Linked DNA regions of Homo sapiens: region 2 is linked to region 1. A link is an interaction called in ENCODE POLR2A ChIA-PET data of the cell type or tissue named here. Cell type or tissue: K562. All regions are shown on one strand. Each heading gives the region's core, and the rest is flanking DNA. Links, peaks and the distances in the headings are about the cores only.

What was found. Peaks named below come from ENCODE experiments on the same cell type or tissue, not always from the same donor. Only the 100,000 strongest peaks of a DNase experiment are listed, where the experiment ranks them.
Region 2: POLR2A ChIA-PET joins it to region 1 with 7 read pairs; 2 of 35 experiments call an interaction of 5 or more read pairs at or near these places.

The regions. Positions count from the first base shown.
Region 1 is chr7:74,361,783-74,366,782 of GRCh38, reverse strand. It overlaps CLIP2 (CAP-Gly domain containing linker protein 2), which reads right to left. Exons shown (of 17, transcript NM_003388.5): 8 at 2,468-2,528. Among named protein-coding and RNA genes, the nearest start is that of CLIP2, 75 kb to the right of the region's middle. RefSeq lists enhancers at 1,079-1,948, 1,949-2,820. In K562, for the core only: a CTCF peak has its summit at 2,524; DNase peaks (open chromatin) are centred at 1,222 and 2,522; H3K4me3 peaks cover 232 bases.
Region 2 is chr7:74,607,995-74,617,698 of GRCh38, reverse strand. No RefSeq gene overlaps it. Among named protein-coding and RNA genes, the nearest start is that of MIR10525, 17 kb to the right of the region's middle. RefSeq lists enhancers at 1-290, 291-856. In K562, for the core only: no CTCF peak of the experiment used is centred there; a DNase peak (open chromatin) is centred at 5,098.

The DNA.
Region 1 (5,000 bases), core at 1-5,000:
TGCCTCAGCCTCCGGAGTAGCTGGGATTAGAGGCGCCCGTCACCATGCCCAGCTAATTTTGTATTTTCAGTAGAGACGGTGTTTCACCACGTTGGCCAGGCTGGTCTCAAACTCCTGACCTCAAGTGATCCGCCGCTTTGGCCTCCCAAAGTGTTGGGATTACAGGCGTGAGCCACCACGCCCAGCCTTTATTTTAGACTTCTGGCTTCCAGAACTGCGAAAGCATATGTTTGTGCTGTTTTAAGCCACACATTTGTGGCTGTGCATTATTGCAGCCCCAGGAAATTGATACAGGTGCTTGCTTCTTCCTCAATTGGGTGGAGATGTCAAATGGGCATGGTACAGGGAGCTTGGGGAAGACTGTGGATCTTACAGGGGCTCATTCCAGGGCATGGAGGCCACAGACTGGAAGCTCTCAGGGTGAGTGTGGACAAGGGGTGAACGGACCTGGGACTGAGCCCTTGGATGGGACAATGTTCAGAGATTAGGAAGGAGGAGACGCCAGCAGAGGAGGCTGGGGAGTTGGAATGGGGGCATCTCATTGTGTAGTTGGGGCAGTGTGGACAGGAGGGAAGACCATGAGCCTGATAACCTTCTGGGGGTTTTGCAATAAAGACAGGCAGAGAGGTGGGGTGATAAAGCGGAGGGGGCCAGGAGGTCAAGGAGGGGCTCTGGCTTTTATTTCTGACTTTTAAGATGGGTGGGGGCCAGATGTGATGGCTCATGCATGTAATCCCAGCCCTTTGGGAGGCTGAGGCAGGATTGCTTGAACCTAGGAGTTTGAGACCCACTTGGGCAACATAGCGAGACCCTGCCTGGGCAACATAGTGAGACCCAGCCTCTACAAAAAAAAATACAAAAATTAGCTGGGTGTGGTGGCACACGCCTGTAGTCCTAGCTACTTGGGAGGCTGAGGCAAAGCATCACTTGAGCCCAGGAAGTGGAGGCTTCAGTGAGCCCAGATGGTGCCACTGTACTCCAGCCTGGGCAACAGAGTGAGATCCTGTCTCCAAAAAAGAAAAAAAAGGGTGGGGATGAGGGGATGAGTGGGACTTTGGTCATTTTGCCTTCTGGTTGCCATGAATATGATCACAATTCAGTTTGCTACAATAAAACGTTGCATGGGGAATTCTGCAGCCCTTTGGACTGACTTAGCTGTCACTGTCTGTCCCGCCCCCTGCCTCTCCCAGCCAGGGCCGGCTGGATCCGGGGTGGACCCCTATCCAGAGCCAGCCAGCCCATTGGCTATCCCTGGGACCAATCAGAGCCTCTCTCAATGACAGCTGGTAGGTAGTGGGCGGGGCTGGGAGAAGAGCAGAGCCGAGAAACACAGTGGGAAACAGACAGGAGGAGCCTGACCTCAGACACAGATCGGAAGGAGACCCTGAGTAAGGGGCACATGGATGGGCTTAGCTCCCGATGCTGTTTCTGGCTCCAGTCCCCTGAAATGCCTGCCCTTGGAGGCTGTGACCTTTCCTACAGCCCTTCAGTAAGCCCCCATGGTGACTGCAGCTGGCACAGGGGGGTCTCTGTTCCTGGCAAATACAGGTGCTTTTCCCAGAAGTCCATCCAACCCCTGCAGGAGAGCAACTGCCAATGGAAAAGTCAGCCAGGAGCAACCACATGGCCTGCCCCTTGGCCAAGAGGGAAACTTAATTAGAACATGCTGAGCTGGGCTGAGGCTCTGACGCTGGGTTGTGCCCCAACATCCATTCTTTTTTTTGAGACAGTCACACACACACACACACACACACACACACACACACACACACACACACACACACACACAACAAAAAACAGGCGCAATCATAGCTCACTGCAGCCTCCATCTCCCAGATTCAAGCGATCCTCTAGCCTCAGCCTCCCTGAGTAGCTGGGACCACAGGTGCACATGACCATGCTTGGCTAACTTTTTAAATTTTTTGTAGAGATGGGATCTTGCTACGTTGCCCAGGCTGGTCTTGAACTTCTGGGCTCAAGTGATCCTCTGCCTTGGCTTCCTGAAGTGCTGGGATTATAGGTGTGAGCCACCATACCCAGCTCCCTTGGTCTCTGAGCCTCAGTTTTCCTACCTATAAATTCTGTGACTCAGCAAGCTACTTTCAGCCAAAATTTTACCTGGAATCCAAGATGAACGAAGGGGCACCTTTAGGGCTATTGCCTAAGAAGAAGGGACAGGGGACCTCAGCCACTCTATCCTGGGGCCCAGCCCCCCATCTGCCCTGCCCTGGGTTCGTCCTGCCCACCCCATCCAGCTGCTGACACGGGGAGCACAGCTTCCCTGGGGGGCTCCTGGGGCTGAGCCACTAACACCTCAGACATCAGACCTTTGATCCTTCCCCATTTTCCCCCCCAGCCCCTTCCCCGGGGGGGCCTAGAGGTGCTGCTGGACCTCACAACCATCTGCCCTAGCAAGGGCCAGGCACCGGTGCTAAGTGTGCCCAGGGAAGGGGCCTCTGACTGTTACCTCCAGGTCTCCCTTGGTGATGGACTCCTCCTCCACGCGGAACTGCAGATCCTCCACCTTCCTGCAGGGGAGGGAAAGAGGTGGCTGACCTGGCTTTGCCCAGAGCAACGGGATTCACCGAATGAGCAACAGCAGAGAGAGGCAAGGCCATGAGAATGGCCCAGAATCCAGAGGCGAGGCCATCAAAATGTCCCACAGTCCTGGAAAGCTCTAGACCTCCCAACCTGCTGACCTGCACTCTAGGAAGAACCACCAATAACTCCAGAATGGCAGTGTTTAAGGCAACACCCTTCCTCCCCAGGGTGGTGGGAAATAAAATAAAGGGCAGGGTGGCCCGGGGATGTGAGTGACAACACTGTTTTCTTTCCTTCTTTCTTTCCTTCCTTCCTTCCTTCCTCCCTCCCTTTTTTTTTTTTTTTTGAGACAGAGTCTCGCTCTGTTGCCCAGGCTGGAGTGCATTGGTGTGATCTCGGCTCACTGAGGCCTCTGCCTCCACGGTTCAAGCAATTCTCCTGCCTCAGCTTCCTGAGTAGCTGGGATTACAGGCATACATCACTGGGCATGCAACCTCAATAAAAAATTTTTGTAGTTTTAGTAGAGACAGGGTTTTAACATGTTGGCCAGGCTGGTCTCGAACTCCTGGCCTCAAGTGATCTGCCCACCTCAGCCTCCCAAAGTGCTGGGATTACAGGCGTGAGCCTCCGCGCCCAGCTGACAACACTGTTTTCATCACTGCGGGGAACAGACACTACCACAAGGAACAACCTGTGGGGAGGAAGGAAAGGAGAGAAGGAAAGTGGGCTTCCTTTGCTGTTGATCTTGTTCTCATCACAGGCCTCAAAACTGGGGGTCAGAGACCCAATCCCCACTCCCAGGGCTGCCCCTGGATGTGGAATGCCCAGGCATCAGGGCTACCCTCAGGGAGACACACTCTGTCACACACCTGTCAAGACAGCGCAGGGGAGAGACACAGGCCCACCCCACCTTACAGCCACACATAGGAACTCAAGGCTGGGCCAGTTGCAGTGGCTCACGCCCGTAATCCCAACACTTTGGGAGGCCAAGGTGGGCGGATCACCTGAGGTCGGGAGTTTGAGACCAGCCTGACCAACATGGAGAAACTGTCTCTACTAAAAATACAAAATTAGCGGGGCGTGGTGGCGCATCCCTGTAATCTCAGCTACTCAGGAGGCTGAGGCAGGAGAATGGCTTGAACCCAAAAGGCAGAGGTTGCGGTGAGCTGAGATCGTGCCATTGCACTCCAGCCTGGGCAACAAGAGCGAAACTCCATCTTGGGGGAAAAAAAAAAAAGCTCAAAGCTGCTCTTCCTAGGGCCTCCTAACAGCTCTCGGCATAGCAATGAGGAATGAGGCCCAGAGAGGGCAGGCGACCTGCCGAAGGCCACACAGCAAGCACAGGACAATGCAGAGACTTGCACCCAGGCCCCTTCTGAACAAAACTCCATGATGCCTTGTGTTTGTGGCTGAGCACAGTGGCTCCTGCCTATAATCCCAGCACTTTGGGAGGCCGAGGCGGGTGGATCACTTGAGTCCAGGAGTTCAAGACCAACCTGGCCAACATGGTGTAACCCTGTCTCTACTAAAAATATAAAAATTAGCCAGGCATGGTGATGCGCACCTGTAGTCCCAGCTACTTGGGAGGCTGAGGCAGGAGAATTGCTTGAACCTGGAGGTGGAGGTTGCAGTGAGCCGAGATCACACCACTGTACTCCAGCCTGGGTGACAGAGCGAGACTCTGTCTAAAGAAACAAAAAAAAAAAAAAAAAAGAAAAGAAAAAGAAAAAAAGATCTGTGTTTGTTGGCGTCAGGCACATCGCCATGGGAACCAGATGTGTAGGCCACTATGGCTGTCTCAGGCAAATATAAATACACCCTCATCTCCCTGAATCCGACAGTAACAACAGCTTATGGAGCGCAGGTGCCAGCTGAAAGCCCACAGAACAGACCCAAGTGGGGGTGTTGGGGATGGGGGCTGGCTGCTGCCTGGGGACAGGGGAGGGAGATGTAGGTATCTGGGCATCATCTAGGAGGTAGAGAGGATCCCAGGCCAAGGCAAACCTCTGTCCACTGTCAGCTTTGTGTCCTACAAGGAGGTGACCCAGGACCAAGTCGGCCAGAGTCCCCACCGCCTGGTGTCTTTGGTTGGAGGGCTGCAGGGGAGATGGGTCCCACTTGTGACTTTTTTTTTTTTTTTTTGAGGCGGAGCCTCGCTCTGTTACCCAGCTGTACTGTAGTGGTGTGATCTCGGTTCACTGCAACCTCCACCTCCTGGGTTCAAGCGATTCTCCTGCCTCAGCCTCCCGAGTAGCTGGGATTACAGGCACCTGCCACCATGCCCAGCTAATTTTTGTATTTTTAGTAGAGACAGGGTTTCACCACGTTGGCCAGGCTGGTCTCAAACTCCTGACCTCAGGTGATCCGCCTGCCTCGGCCTCCCAAAGTGCTGAGATTACAGGCATGAACCACTGCATCTGGCCTTGAAAGCGATGACACCAGCGAAGCACACAGCACAG
Region 2 (9,704 bases), core at 2,070-7,069, 250 kb before region 1:
ATAAATGAGGAAGCCGCTCAGACAGCCAGAAAGACAGGAAACCCTTGGCTGCCTCGAGAGAGGAAATAGGAGCAGGGAGGCAGGGGTGTGGGAGGGGGTTTGGGCCAGCAGCACTGTGATCCCCACCCCCGTCCCCACCACGTGGCTTCACAGGGCAGGCGCCATGAAGGCTCTGAGCAGCAAAGAGCTGCTGACCAAGAAGACATGGATCATGTGCAAGCATGGCCACATGGTTTTGTTTGTTACTGGGCACACGCCTGGCTCCTGTGTGCCCCAGCCCAGCTCAGCTGCATGTAAGATGGGATCCAGCCACCATCTCAGAGCCCCAGAGCAGGGCAGGTAACTGGGTCTGCTCATGAGAGCCAGGGCACACCTCTGGGGAGCCTGGGGCCAGCGCCACATGCCACAGCTGTCACTCTGCTCCTCTGCCAGGCTGCACTTGCCCCTCTGGGTCTCATGTCCCCAGGCAGGGCCCTGCCGGTCTCCTGGATGCCTGCTGCATTAGGCTAATGGAACTGGAGCCTGACCCTTTGCACCAAGGAATTTGGAGCAACTCTGAATCTGGTGGCCTGGGCTCAAACTGGAAAACTCCACCGAACCTTCCATGTCCTCAGTCTCCCTAGGCCTGCACCTACCACACTCTGCCACCACGCCCGGCTAATTTTGTATTTTTAGTAGAGACTGAGTTTCGCCGTTGGGAGGCTCAGGCAGGAGAATCGCTTGAACTTGGGAGGCAAAGGTTGCAGTGAGCGGAGATCACACCACTGCACTCCAGCCCGGGTGACAGAGCGAGATTCTACCTCAAAATAAATAATTAATTAATTAATTAAAAAATAGAAACCTCATAATCTCTCCATTGTCTCTAATCTTATCCCTTGATATTGACTATCAATGTTAATGGCAAGATATGTATCCTTCAGCATCTTTATGCTCATGTAAGTGATCACACATACACACGTAATTTTTCTACCTTTTCTCTTTATTTTTATGAAACAGAGTCTTGCTCTGTGGTTCAGGCTGGAGTACAGTGGCACGATCATAGCTCACAGCACCCTCTACCTGCTGTGCTCAAGTGATCCTCCAGCCTCAGCCTCCGGAGTAGCTGGGACCACAGGCATGCACCACCATGGCTGGCTAATTTTCTAGCTTAATGAAAATGGAGCATATGGTGATCAGTCAGGATTGCATTCAGCTCCTGCAAACCGTGGCTTAAATAAGAAATGAGTTTCACTTTTCTTGGGTGACAGCAGCTCAGGGTTAGATGGTGCAGTCTGCAGCAGCTGCTGAAACACACACTCTCTCTCCTTATGCGCCCTATTTCCAGAGTGTCACTTTGGTCCCCACGGTCATAGATGGCTTCTGCCTTCTAGGCGCTGAGTGCACGGTCGGGGCGAGAGAAGACAAAGGGAAAGAGACATGTATCAGCCAACTCTGATTCAAAGCACAATATGTGCTATGGGAAAACAACAGTTGGCCAGGCATGGTGGCTCACGCCTGTAATCCCAGTGCTTTGGGAGGCTAAGGCAGGAGGATCGCTTGAGGTCAGGAGTTCAAGGCTGCAGTGAGCTATGATCATGCCACCAAACTCCAGCTTGAGTGACAGAATGAGACCTTGTCTAAAAACAAACAAACCAAAAAACGCTCATTGATTTTTGCCTGATTAGAAGTGTAATATGTGCTAATTTTAGAAAAATGTAAAAAAAAAAAAAGGAAAAAGAAAAGTATACAAAGAGAAAAGCATGAGGAAAAAATAAAAACACTCATAATCCCACTACTGAAAGATAATTACTACTTATATTTCTACACTGCCTTCCACTCTTTCTTCTACACTTGCTTTTTTTTTGAGATGAAGTCTTGCTCTCTTGCCCAGGCTGGAGTACAATGGCTCAATCTCAGCTCACTGTAAACTCTACCTCCCAGGGTCAAGCAATTCTCATGCCTCAACCTCTCCATTAGCTGGGATTACAAGCATGTGCCACCAGGCCTGGCTAATTTTTGTATTTTTAAAAAAATTAATTATTTATTTTTTTGAGACAGAGTCTCAAATTTTTTCTTTTTCTTTTCTTTTTTTTTTTTTTTTAATAGAGACGGGTTTCGCCATGTTGGCCAGGCTGGTTTTGAACTTCTGACCTCAAGTGATCCACCTGCCTCAGCCTCCCAAAATGTTGGGATTATAGATGTAAACCACTGCGCCCGGCCCCAAACAGAAACTCTTTACCCATTAAACGCTAACTCTCCATATCCCCTTCTCCTGATCTCTAGTTGCCTTTATTCTATTTTCTGTCTGTGTGAATTTACCTTTTCTAGATATATCACATAAGTGGGATTATACAATTGTTCCTTTTTTTTTTTGAGACGGAGTTTTACTCTTGTCACCCAGGCTGGAGTGTAGTGGCTTGATCTTGGCTCACTGCAACCTCTGCCTCCCGGGTTCAAGTGATTTTCCTGTCTCACCTTCCCAAGTAGCTGGGATTACAGTTGCCTGCCACCATGCCCGGCTAATTTTTTTTTTTTTTTTTTTGTATTTTTAGTAGAGACGGTATTTCACTGTGTTGGCCAGGCTGGTCTCGAACTCCTGACCTCAGGTGATCCACCCGCCTCGGCTTCCCAAAGTGTTGGGATTACAGGCGTGAGCCACTGTGCCCGGCCATTGAATTGTTCTTGATGGCTTATTTCCCTTAGCAATGGGCTTATGGCCTCCTGGGAAGACAACATGGTCACTTTTACTTCCTGGCCCTGACAGCCAACCCAAGTATCTTAGTCCATATGGGTTGTTACAACAAAAATACCATACACTGGGGGGTGACTTATAAACAACAAGCGTTTTCTTCTTACAGTTCTTTTTTTTTTTTTTTGAGACAGAGTCTCGCCTTGTCGCCCAGGCTGGAGTTCAGTGGCTCAGTCTTGGCTCACTGCAATCTCTGCCTCCCAGGTGCAAGCGATTCTCCTGCCTCAGCCTCTCGAGTAGCTGGCACTACAGGTGTGTGCCACCACACCCAGCTAATTTTGTTGTATTTTAGTAGAGACAGGGTTTCACCCTGTTGGCCAGGCTGGTCTTGAACTCCTGACCTCAAGTGATCTGCCCGCCTTGGCCTCCCTAAGTGCTGGGATTACAGACGTGAGCCATTGCGCCTGGCAGGTTTCTGACAGTTCTGGAAGCTGGGAAGTCCAAGGTCAAAGTGCTGGCAGATTTGGTGTCTGGTAAGGGAACCGTTTCTCATAGATGGTCCCTTCTCACATGTCCTCATATGGTGGAATGGGCAAACAAGCTTAAACAGGTCCCTTTTATAAGGGCACTAATCCCATTCATGAAGGCTTCACCCTCATCACCTTATCTCCTCCCAAAGGCCCCACCAGTTTAAGAAAATTTTTATGTTAGAGATGGGGTCGGCCGGATGAGGTGGCTCATGCCTGTAATCCCAGCACTTTGGGAGGTTGAGGCAGGTGGATCATGAGGTCAGGAGTTTGAGACTAGCCTGGCCAACATGGTGAAACCCCGTCTCTACTAAAAACACAAAAATTAGCCAGGCGAGGTGGCAGGCACTTGTAATCCCAGCAACTTGAGAGGCTGAAGCAGGAGAATCGCTTGAACCCGGGAGGGGGAGGTTGCAGTGAGCCAAGATGGCACCACTGTCCTCTAGCCTGGGTGACAGAGCAAGACTCCATATCCAAAAATAAATAAATAAAATAAAATAAAATAAAAATACAAAAATTAGCCAGGCATGGTGGTGCATGCCTGTAGTTCCAGCTACTTGGGAGGCTGAGGCAGGAGAATTGCTTGAACCCAGGAGGCGGGTGCCAAGATCGCACCACTGCACTCCAGCCTGGGTGACAGAGTGAGACTCTGTTCTCAGCATGAAGCCTGAAGGCTATGAAGAAGAAAAGAGCATTCTGGGCCAGGGGTGGTGGCTCACACCTGGAATCCTAGCACTTTGGGAGGCCAAGGCAGGAGGATCCCTTGAGGCCAGGAGTTAGAGACCAGACTGGGGAACATAGTGAGACTCCTGTCTACAAAACATTAAAAAAAATTAGCTGTGGCCAGGCGTGGTGGCTCATGCCTGTAATTCCAGCACTTTGGGAAGCTGAGGCAGGCAGATCACTTGAGGTCAGGAGTTTGAGACCAGCCTGGCCAACATGGTGAAATCCTGTCTCTACTAAAAATGCAAGAATTAGGTGGGCCTGGTGATAGGTGTCTGTAATCCCAGCTACTTGGGAGGCTGAGGCAGGAGAATCGCTTGAACCTGGGAGGTGGAGGTCACAGTAAACCAAGATTATGCCACTGCACTCCAGCCTGGGTGACAGAGTGAGAGTGAGACTCTGTCTTAAAAAAAAAAAAAAAAAAAAAGGCTGGGTGCGGTGGCTCACGCCTGTAATCCCAGCACTTTGGGAGGCTGAGGCAGGAGGATCACCTGAGGTCAGGAGTTCAAGACCAGCCTGGCCAACATGGTGAAACCCCGTCTCTACTAAAAATGCAAAAATTAGCCAGGTGTGGTGGCGGGTGCCTGTAATCCCAGCTACTCAGGAGGCTGAGGCAGGAGAATCACTTGAACCTGGGAGGCGGAGGTTGCAGTGAACTGAGATCGTGCCATTGCACTCCAGCCTGGACAACAAGAGTGAAACTCCATTAAAAAAAAAAATCTGGGCACAGTGATGTGTGTCTGTAGTCCCAGCTACTTGGAAGGCTGAGGTGGGAGGATGGCTTGAGCCCAGGAGGTTGAGGCTGCAATGAGCTATGATGGCCCCACTGCACTCCAGTCTGGGCAACTGAGTGAGACCCTGTCACACACACACACAAAAAAAGGAAGAATAAAAAAAGAAAAGAAAAAAAGAAAAGAACATTCTTTTTGCTCGGGAGGTATTTAGACGGTATCATGAGCTTGTGTTTCAAGCTGTGTGTTCAATAAACCATTTCTGCAGGGACAATGACACATTGTGTGACATGCTCTGAGAGTGCCTGCTGGGCCTGGGCCGCTGGGGGAGGCTGCAAGGGACAGAAGACATTTCAGCTGGATCGTGGCCAGGCAAAGGAAAGGCAAGAACCAGCCAGGCAAAAGGCCTGGAGGTGTGAGAGGCTCTAGAATGATCTGAGACTGGTGAGTGGGGGAGGTGGCCTGGTTTGGCTGGAACCCAAGGCTCCCTGGGGGACAGGGAAGAAGTGAGCTATTGGGGCCAGGTCTCCGATGCCAGACTCACGCCTGTGGGTTTCCTCCTGGAGGCAGTGGAGGCTTGAATGGCTGTGCTTAAGCAGGAACGGGCAGGTCAGAGCTGGGGAGGAGAATGTCTTCTTACTGCTTCGTTTTATTTTTCAAGTGCCAACTTCTTAATATCTGTGAGTCAAGCACTGTGCTATTATTGGGATTGTGGCAACACCTCTAATTGACAGGTTTTTTTTTTTTTTTGGTATGTGTTTTTGAGACAAAGTCTTGCTCTGTCATCCAGACTGGAATGCAATGATGTGATCATGGCTTACTGCGGCCTCGACCTCCCAGGCTCAAGTGATCCTCCTGCTTCAGCCTCCCGAGTAGCTGGGATTACAGGCACACACCACCACGCCTGGCTCATTTATTTTTTGTAGAGATGGGATTTGGCTACATTGCCCAGACTGCTCTTGAACTGCTGGCCTCAAGGAATCCTCCTTCCCACCTTGGGCTCCTGAAGTGCTGAGATTACAAGTGGGAGCCACGGCACCCAGCCCTAATTAACGGTTCTTTTTTGCCAGGTGCAGTGGTTCCCGCCTGTAATCCCAACACTTTGAGAGGCTGAGGCAGGCAGATCACTTGAGGTCAGGAGTTCGAGACCAGCCTGGCTAACATGATTAAACGCTCTCTCTACTAAAAATAGAAAAATTAGCCAGGTGGGGTGGTGGGTGCCTGTAGTTTCAGCTACTCGGGAGGCTGAGACAGGAGAATCCCTTGAACCCAGGAGGCGGAGGTTGCAGTGAGTGGAGATTGCACTACTGCACTCCAGCCTAGGCAACAAGGCGAGACCTCTGTCTCAAAACAACAAACATATGAACAAACAAATCCCCACAAAAACAGTTTTGTTTTGTTTATTTATTTATTTATTTATTTTTATTTTATTTTATTTTTTTGAAATGGAGTCTTGCTCTGTCACCCAGGCTGGAGTGCAGTGGCGCGATCTCGGCTCGCTGCAAGCTCTGCCTCCTGGGTTCACGCCATTCTCCTGCCTCAGCCTCCCGAGTAGCTGGGACTACAGGTGCCCGCCACCACACCCAGCTTATTTTTTGTATTTTTAGTAGAGACGGGGGTTTCACCCTGTTAGCCAGGATGGTCTCGATCTCCTGACCTCGTGATCCACCCGCCTTGGTCTCCCGAAGTGCTGGGATTACAGGCGTGAGCCACCGCACCCGGCCTGTTTTGTTTTTTAAAAGCAGGCTGAGCACAGAGGTTCATGCCTGTAATCCCAGCATTTTGGGAGGCTGAGGCGAGAGGATCGCTTAAGTCAAGGAGTTTGAGACCAGCCTGCAACATAGTGAGACCCTGTCTCTACTAAAAAAAAAAAATTAAAAAGTGTGTGTGCCTGTGTGTATGTGTGTGTACACAATGTGTGTGTGTGAGTGTGTGTGCGTGTGCGCGTATTTCTCTGGTCTTTGCAGCTGAGATCTTTCCTGATGTCCCTTTCCTGTGCAGGGGAGGTCTGGTCTGAGCAAACCTGACTCGTCGGGACCCATTTCTGTTCTTCTTTTCTTCTTCTTTTTTTTTTTTTTTGAGACGGAATCTTGCTCTGTCGCCCAGGCTGGAGTGCAGTGGCACGATCTCAGCTCACTGCAAGCTCCGCCTCCCGGGTTCCCACCATTCTCCTGCCTCAGCCTCCCGAGTAGCTGGGACTACAGGCGCCTGCCACCACGCCCGGCTAATTTTTTGTATTTTTAGTAGAGACGGGGTTTCACCATGTTAGCCAGGATGGTCTCAATCTCCTGACCTCATGATCTGCCAGCCTTGGCCTCTCAAAGTGCTGGGATTACAGGCGTGAGCCACCGCGCCCGGCCCTCTGTTTTTCTTTTCAAATGTACCTCTGTTACTCTCTTTCAAACACATTAGGGAAACCGAAAGAGAAGCTCTGTCCAGCCCCAAGTTGCGGGGTTCGCCTGGGGCAGTGCTCAGCCGCCTGAGTCAGTCTGGCGGTCTCCTCTGAAGCCAAGCCTGGTGCTTCATCTTTTCTAGTTGTGTAACCCTGGACTCAGCCCTTCATCTTTCTGAACCTCAGATTCTTCATTTGTGAAATGAAGAAATAATATTTACTTTGCAGGGCTGTGAGGATTAACAGAGCACATAAAAGTTCTTGCGTAATGGGCCGGGCATGGTGGCTCATGCCTGTAATCCCAGCACTTTGGGAGGCTGAGGTGGGCGGATCCCTTGAGGTCAGGAGTTCAAGACCAGCCTGGCCAACATGGTGAAACACTGTCTCTACTAAAAATACAAAAATTAGCCGGGCGTGGTGGCGGGTGCCTGTAATCCCAGCTACTCGGGAGGCTGAGGCAGGAGAATCGCTTGAACCTGGGAGGTGGAGGTTGCAGTGAGCTGAGATTGTGCCACTGTACTCCAGCCTGGGTGATAGAGCAAGACACCGTCTCAAAAAATAAATAAATAAATAAATAAATAAATAAATAAATATAGGATTTCTATGGAGTTCCAATTTATGACCAGAAATAGAGAAAGCAAATTCTACTGATGGAGGCACAAGTCATAGTTCCCCTACAGATGGATTCTGGGGCTGAGGTTGGGGGAAGGAGGTTACTGGAATCACTGGAGCAGGAGGATTTAAAGAGTTAAGGCAGGCCGGGCGTGGTGGCTCTTGCCTGTAATCACAGCACTTTGGGAGGCTGAGGCAGGCAGATCACCTGAGGTCAGGAGTTCGAGACCAGCCTGACCAACATGGAGAAACCCCATCTCTACTAAAAAATACAAAATTAGCCGGGCGTGGTGGCACATACCTGTAATCCCAGCTACTCGGGAGGCTGAGGCGGGAGAATCACTTGAACCTGGGAGGTGGAGGTTGCTGTGAGCCAAGATTGCACCATTGCACTCCAGCCTGGGCAACAAGAGTGAAACTCCGTCTCAAAAAAAAAAAAAAAGAGTTAAGGCAGCTGGGTGCAGTGGCATGTGCCTGTAATTCTAGTGCTTTGGGAGGCTGTGGAAGGAGGATCACTTCAGTCTGGGAATTGGAGGCTGCAGTGAGCTAGGAGCGCGCCACTGCACTCCAGCTGGGTGACAGAGTGAGACCCTGTCTCAAAAAAAAAAAAAAAAAAAAAGATTTAAGGGCCCTCTTATTTTCCAGGAGACCGGTGTAGTTTATATTCTTTCACCAACTCGCTCACATTTAGTGAGTACCTTGTATGTCCTGGACGTAGGCGCTAGGATAGAACGGTGGATAAAATGGACACAGTCCTTGACATCATAAAGCATAAAGCAGGCAGAGAAGCAGAAAATAATGACAGAAAAAATAAGTTATTGTAGGCTGGGTGCAGTGGCTCACGCCTGTAATCCCAGCACTTTGGATGGCTGAGACGGGTGGATCACTTGAGGTCAGGAGTTCAAGACCAGCCTGGCCAACATGGTGAAACACTGTCTCTACTAAAAATACAAAAATTAGCCAGGCGTGGTGGCGCAAGCCTGTTATCCCAGCTGCTTAGGGGTCTGACGCAGGAGAATCACTTGACCCTGGGAGACGGAGGTTGCAGTGAGCCAAGATCCCGATACTGCACTCCAGCCTGGGTGACAGAATAGACTCCACCTCAAAAAAAAAAAAAAAAAAAAAAAAAAAAAGAACGAATGATACTTGATATTAATAAAATGATATTTATTTACTTGAGATAGGGTCTTGCTCTGTCGCCCAGGCTGGAGTACAGTGGCACAATTATAGCTCACTGCAGCCTTGAATCCCTGGGCTCAGGTGAGCCTCCCACCTTGGTCTCCTTAGTAGCTGGTACTACAGGTGCCCACCATCATGCCCAGCCATGAGTTTTAGGAAGATGATGAAATTTAAAAATTACAGGGCAGTGGCCAAGTGCAATGGCTCACACCTGTAATCCCAGCATTTTGTGAGTCCCAAGTGAGAGGATCCCTTGAGGCCAGGAGTTTAAGACCAGCCTGGGCAACATAGTGAACTTCTGTCTTTACAATAAGAAAAATTAGCTGGGCATGGTGGCATGTGCCTGAAGTCCCAGCCAGTTGGGAGGCGAGGCGGGGGGATCACTTGAGCCCAGGAGTTCCAGGCTTCAGTGAGCTATGATCGAGCCACTGCATTCCAGCCTGGGCCACACAAAGAGACCTTGTCTCTTTTTTTTTTTTTTTTGAGATGCAGTATTGCTCTCTCACCCAGGCTGGAGTGCAGTGGCACGATCTCAGCTCACTGCAAGCTCCGCCTCCTGGGTTCACACCATTCTCCTGCCTCAGCCTCCCGAGTAGCTGGGACTACAGGTGCCCGGCTAATTTTTTGTATGTTTTTTAGTAGAGACGGGGTTTTACCATGCTAGCCAGTATGGTCTTGATCTCCTGACCTTGTGATCCACCCACCTCGGCCTCCCAAGGTGCTGGGATTACAGGTGTGAGCCACCGCACCCGGCCTTTTTTTTTTTTTTGAGATGGAGTTTTGCTCTGTTGCCCAGGCTGGCGTGTGCAGCGGTGCGATCTCCACTCACTGCAACCTCCACCTTCTGGTTTCAAGCGATTCTCCTGCCTCAG